Regions from separate parts of the Homo sapiens genome. Here region 1 is linked to region 2. A link is an interaction called in ENCODE POLR2A ChIA-PET data of the cell type or tissue named here. Cell type or tissue: HepG2. All regions are shown on one strand. Each heading gives the region's core, and the rest is flanking DNA. Links, peaks and the distances in the headings are about the cores only. Region 1 overlaps FGR (FGR proto-oncogene, Src family tyrosine kinase). Region 2 overlaps AHDC1 (AT-hook DNA binding motif containing 1).

Region 1 (2,900 bases), core at 241-2,740, 58 kb before region 2:
GTGGGAGGAATGGGCTTGAAGTTGTGTGTCCTAAGCTGTGGAGACCAAATCAGAAATTCCTTGGACCCCAAAGGCCTTTGGGAACCAGAGCACTAAAGGAGTGGGGAGGTGCAGCACCTGGCTGGGGAACAGGAATTTGGGGTGCAGCCCCCTTGGTGCTTCTGCCCCATGCCCTACCCTGCTGAGTAGCCCTGACTCTGCAGGGATTGGGGTGACCCTGTTCATTGCCCTGTATGACTATGAGGCTCGAACTGAGGATGACCTCACCTTCACCAAGGGCGAGAAGTTCCACATCCTGAACAATACGTAAGTGACCAGGCCACCTAGTCAGAACATTGCCTGGGCTGGGAGCAGGACACAGACAGGAATCCCACCTGGTCCCTAGCCTCAGAATGCTCCAGCCTAGTTGGGAACACATATACATAACAATAAAAACCCTGGGTGACTGCAACTGTGTGCTGGTTGAGGGGGGTGGTGTTGGGCCACTGCACCCGGCCTGGAGGAGATGATTTTTAAGCTGAGGCTATAAAAATGAAATAGACGGCCGGGTGCAGTGGCTCATGCCTGTAATCCCAGCACTTTGGGAGGCCAAGGCGGGTGGATCACCTGAGGTCAGGAGTTCGAGACCAGCCTGGCCAACATGGTGAAACCCTGTCTCTATTAAAAATACAAAAATTAGCAGGGCATGGTGGCGCATGCCTGTAATCCCAGCTACTTGAGAGGCTGAGGCAGAAGAATCACTTGAACCCGGGAGGCAGAGGTTGCAGTGAGCTGAGATTGCACCACTGCACTCCAGCCTAGGCAACAGAGGGAGACTCCATTTCAAAAAAATAAATAAATAATTAAAAAATAAAAAATAAAAATGAATAGACAGTGAAGGAAGAGGTAAGAAAAGAGGAAGAGAGTGAGAGAGAATGAGAATAAATGATGACTTCTGGAAACCACAAAGTGGTTCACCTTAGGTGGTTCATAAAATATGGGATGCAGAATGGGAGAGAACAGAGGCTAGAGAGGTAGGCAGAGGCAGATTCTGCCAGGCTTTTTTTTTTTTTTTTTTTTGAGTTGGAGTCTCGCTCTGTCTCCCGGGCTGGAGTGCAGTGGTGCAATCTTGGCTCACTGTAACCCCCGCCTCCTGGGTTCCAGTGATCCTGGGACTACAGGCAAGAGCCACCAAGCCTGGCTAATTTTTTGTATTTTCAGTAAAGATAGGGTTTCACCATGTTGGCCAGGATGGTCTCGAACTCCTGACCTCAGGAGATCTGCCTGCCTGGGCCTCCCAAACTGCTGGAATTACAGGCATGAGCCACCACACCTGGTCTCTGTCAGGCTTTTTAAGCCACATTGAGAAGTCTAGATTTTATCCAGAAGGAAATCAGTAGCCATTTTCTGTGGGGAAGTGACCTAGTCAGCTGTCCTCTGAATTCCCAATCCCCAGCCCAACCCAGCTGGGGAGCCCAAGGAAGAAGCTAAGAGCCCTAAGTGCCCCCGAGCTTATTCCTTCTGCAGGGACAAGCCCTCCCAGGGAAGCTGCAGTGGCTGGGGCAGAGCGGACAAAAGCCCCAGTGGTGGGGGGTGTCCAAGATGAGGGTTTGGCAGGATTCATCTCTGCAGACCTGTGTGGCTCCACCTGGCCTCAGGGTGCCTTGGGGGCTGGAGGTGCTGCTGACCATGCCCTGTTCTGTGCCTACAGTGAAGGTGACTGGTGGGAGGCTCGGTCTCTCAGCTCCGGAAAAACTGGCTGCATTCCCAGCAACTACGTGGCCCCTGTTGACTCAATCCAAGCTGAAGAGTAAGTAGGGATTGGGGCAAGACCAGCCCTATGGACAGGACCCTGGAGTCCAGACTCCAAGGCCACCTCTTGGACAAGTCATTGCTCCAGTCCGAGCCTGTCTCCTTATCTAATAATTTTGTAAGGTCATTGTGAGAACAAAAGAAGATTGTACTGATAATAATAATAGTAGATAATAGAGCATGTACTATGTTCTGGGCACTATTCAAAGTACTGTCTGTGTATTAACGGGGTTAGAAATTACTACTATCCTATTTCACAAATGAGGAAGTTGAGGCACAGAGAAAGTAAATATCCTGTGCAAGTTCACATGGCTAGTGAGTGGTGGAGCTGATGTATGAACCCAGATAGTTGGGCTGCATTTGCTAAGCATTACACATATTGCCTCCCAGTAAAAACAACAGTGTATGAGCTTTAAAAAATTGTAAAGTGCTGAAAAAGTGCAAGGGAGCATTACTAGGAATTAATTCTATTAAGGAGGCAAGAATTTTTCTTTTTCTTTTTCTTTTTGTTTTTCTTTTCTTTTCTTTCTTTCTTTCTTTTTTTTTTTTTTTTTTTTTTTTTTTTGAGACAGGGTCCTACTCTGTTGCCTAGGCTAGAGTGTAGTGTAGTGGCACAATCTCGGCTCACCGCAGCTTTGACCTCCCTGGCTCAGATGATTCTTTCACCATGCCTGGCTAATATTTTTTTTTTTAAGTAGAGATGGTGTTTCGCCATATTGCCCAGGCTGGTCTTGAACTCCTGAGCTCAAGCCATCCGCCCATCTTGGCCTCCCAAAGTTCAGGGATTACAGCCATGAGCCACCGAGACCTGGCCCAAGAGGCAGGAATTTATCATTCATTGAATACCTTTATATACTTGAGCAAGTATACTACAGCAAGTATTTATCTCCTTGGTTCACTTAATTCTCACAATAACACCGTTATATTATTAGTTTTTTAAGAGACAGGGGCGTGCTCTGATGCCCAGGCTGGGGTACAGTGACATGATTTTAGCTTACTACAGCCTCAAACTCCTGAGCTCAAGTGATCCTCCCACCTCAGCCTCCTGAGTAGCTGATACTACCGGTGTGTGCCACCATGCCTGGCTAATTTTTGTATATTTTTTTATA
Region 2 (2,900 bases), core at 281-2,780:
CAGAATGTTTGTCCAGGGCATGGGTGGAATCAGGGTCCTGTCTCCTTAAGGGTTGGGTGGAGGACAGTGCCTCGCCTCCCTTCAAGACTGGCAGCCCCTGCTGTCTGGCCCGCCCTCCCAGTCTGGGCAGTGGCCTCTGTCCTTCCTCTCTCGCCCCTCTTCATGGAATGAGCTTGGAGTCGTGGGCAAACAGGCCCTGGGGTAGGGGAGTCAGGCCTCACCTCTGGGTGTGGTGAGGCCTGGTCAGGCAGACCGTTCTAGGATCCTGGGGTCTGGGCACTACTCACCAAGGGGCCAGGCGGGGGAGTAGGGGTGCCTGGGGGAGGCAGGTTGCACGCAAGGCATGCTGGGCCCCCTCGGCGGGTGGGTGGGGGGAACAAAGCTGGCATCGAGGCCTCAGCTAAAATTAGCCGCTTCCCTGCGCGGGAGCGAGCATGCCTGCCAGCCGCCCAGATCGCCGCTGCCTCGGCAGGCCATCTGTCGCCACGCTTTACTCAGTCCCCCAGGGCCCCCCAGCTCCAGCCACCCCCAGGGGCTAGGGGGACTCTGCTCTGAGGCTGTCCGTGGCCAGGACTCTAGGCTCTTGTGCTGTCGTGCTGTGTGACCTCAGGCTAGGCCTTTCCCTCTCTGGGCTCCTGTAAAACGAGGGGCCCTAGACACTGACATCTCAGGTCCTCTAGTCCTTCCAAGCACCAGGTGCTGCTGCTGGTCATGATGGGGTGGGAGGTGGGGTGCCTCCCTCCCCTTAGAGCCACTCCTCTTGTCCAAGCTTTGGGCCAAGTGGGGTTTAGGGTAAAGGTAGGGCATGGTGGACTCCTATCAGATTCATTGGTCTTCATCGGGCGGCAGGGAGGCACTGCATCCAACAACACCCCAACATCTCCCCTGTCCCCCTCCACACTTGACCTCCAAGCAGTCTTAAAGAAACAGCTCCAGGTGGGGAGCCAGGAGATGGAGGCTGAGTTCAGCTGATCCTAATTTGCTCTGTGGCTTGGGCAAGTCTCTTAGTCTATTTCTCCCTCTCTTCAATCAGAAGCTTCCCATTTCTTGAGGAGCGGCCCACTTTATGCTACCTTGTCTCATGAGGCTGGCACTCTTGTCCCTTTTGTACAGATGAGGAAGATGAGGTTCCTTGTGAGGAAGCAGGGGAGCAGGGGAGGCGGGCTGGAGCCCTCTGTGGCCTGAAGTTCTGCCTGCTGGTCTCCAGCTTCAGCTTCTTCTTTCTGACCCTGGCACTTCTCTCACTGCGGCCCCTTCCCCCCTCCCCGAAGCCAAAGAGGCTGAGCTGCTGCTCCAAGGTCACCCAGCTTGGCCCTGGAGGAGCTCAGACTGGAACCCAGGCCTCTTGGCTCTTGGCCTCCCTCACCACTATGGCCAGCAGGCTGGGCCTGTTCCCTGGGTGAGTCATGTTCCTGGACTTTGGCCTCCTTGTCCCCAGCTCTGTGGCCTGAAGTTTGGAGAGGGGGCCTTTGTAAGGAAGAAGGGCTCCCCTGGAAGCTATGGGGGTCTCAAGCCATTATCCCATACTCTTCCCACTGAGCACATGGTGATAGCAACCCCTAACCGCCCTACTCCCCACTGATCTCTAAGCAGTCTCATAGTAACAGCGCCTCAGGACAGCCCTCCCTCCACCACTCATTCAGCCCCCTCCCTAGATACACAACTACAGTGAATAAGAAATGGAGTGGAGTGAGGGCTGGGGGAGGTGGCATTTCCAGGTAGTCAGTGTGTCCAGGCAGCTTCCTCCCCAGCACTCCTCTCCCCCAGCACCCGCCACTGGGCGGGAAGCCACAGCACCTCCCCTCCTGGTGTCCAGAGGCCAAGGTCACACCAGAGCCCTGTGTGCCTTCACCTCCTCTGGGGCCAGTGGTGTTTGTCACTGGGGCAATGTGTGGCTGTGCCCGGCTCTGGCAGTGCTGGGGTGACATTCATGCCGTGTGAGCTGTGACGCCTCTGCAGGCAGAGGGACGGCACCACCCAGGCTGGTGACAGTGATGGGGGAGGGGTGAGGTGGGCTGTCACCTGTCCAAGGCAGCCGGGGAGGTGACATGTTGTGTACCCATCCCACAGTCTGCAGGGAGGATTCCCAGGCAGGGGCGAGGTTATGTCCCTGCCTCATGCTGTGTGGTGGGTGGAGGGGTCCATGCCTTCCTCACACCTGGAAGATGGGACTTGTCCCACGTGTGTGTGTGTGTGTGTGTGTGTCTTGGTCAGCTGTGTGACAGGTTCTGTGTGTGTGTGCATGTGTGTGTGTCTTGGTCAACTATGTGACAGGTTCTTTGTGTGGGTGTGTGCATGCATGCGTGCGTGTGTGTGTGTCTTGGTCAGCTGTGTGACAGGTTCTGTGTGTGTGTGCATGTGTGTGTGTCTTGGTCAACTATGTGACAGGTTCTTTGTGTGGGTGTGTGCATGCATGCGTGCGTGCGTGTGTGTGTGTCTTGGTCAGCTGTGTAACAGGTTCTCTGTGCATTAGTGGGTGTGGGGGTGCCTGGTTGCGTGTCAGTTATGCCACTGTGAGGGGTAACAGACGCCTGCCCCATGCTGTCGAGGGTGTGTCAGGTGTGCCCATCTCATGTTTGGAGGAAGCGACAGGTTATGTGCTTAGTTCATCCCGTTAGGAGGGTTGTCACCAACTTGTGCGCCTGTCTCTGGCTGTTGTGTGTGTGAGATGTCACCATGTGCCCGTCGCAGGCTGTTGTGGGGAGTGGCATGTGTGATTCTCTCATGCTGTTGGGAAGTTGTCAGTAACTTGGGAGCTCGTGTCTCACTCTAAAGAGACGACATGTTTTCTGGTGATACGGGGCTGGCAGCTGGTGGGGCCTTCCCATGCAGACCACAGAGCCCCAAAGGGCTGGCCAGAGGAAATGCTTAGGGCCCTGAGCAGAGGGACAAGTGGGAGC

Evidence for each region. Peaks named below come from ENCODE experiments on the same cell type or tissue, not always from the same donor. Only the 100,000 strongest peaks of a DNase experiment are listed, where the experiment ranks them.
Region 1: POLR2A ChIA-PET joins it to region 2 with 6 read pairs; 9 of 35 experiments call an interaction of 5 or more read pairs at or near these places.

The regions. Positions count from the first base shown.
Region 1 is chr1:27,620,448-27,623,347 of GRCh38, reverse strand. It overlaps FGR (FGR proto-oncogene, Src family tyrosine kinase), which reads left to right. Exons shown (of 13, transcript NM_005248.3): 4 at 204-306; 5 at 1,691-1,789. Among named protein-coding and RNA genes, the nearest start is that of FGR, 13 kb to the left of the region's middle. RefSeq lists an enhancer at 253-462. In HepG2, for the core only: no CTCF peak of the experiment used is centred there; a DNase peak (open chromatin) is centred at 1,787; H3K27me3 peaks cover 156 bases.
Region 2 is chr1:27,562,650-27,565,549 of GRCh38, reverse strand. All of the region lies in intron 3 of AHDC1 (AT-hook DNA binding motif containing 1), which reads left to right. Among named protein-coding and RNA genes, the nearest start is that of AHDC1, 40 kb to the left of the region's middle. RefSeq lists an enhancer at 1,949-2,676. In HepG2, for the core only: no CTCF peak of the experiment used is centred there; DNase peaks (open chromatin) are centred at 1,409 and 1,789.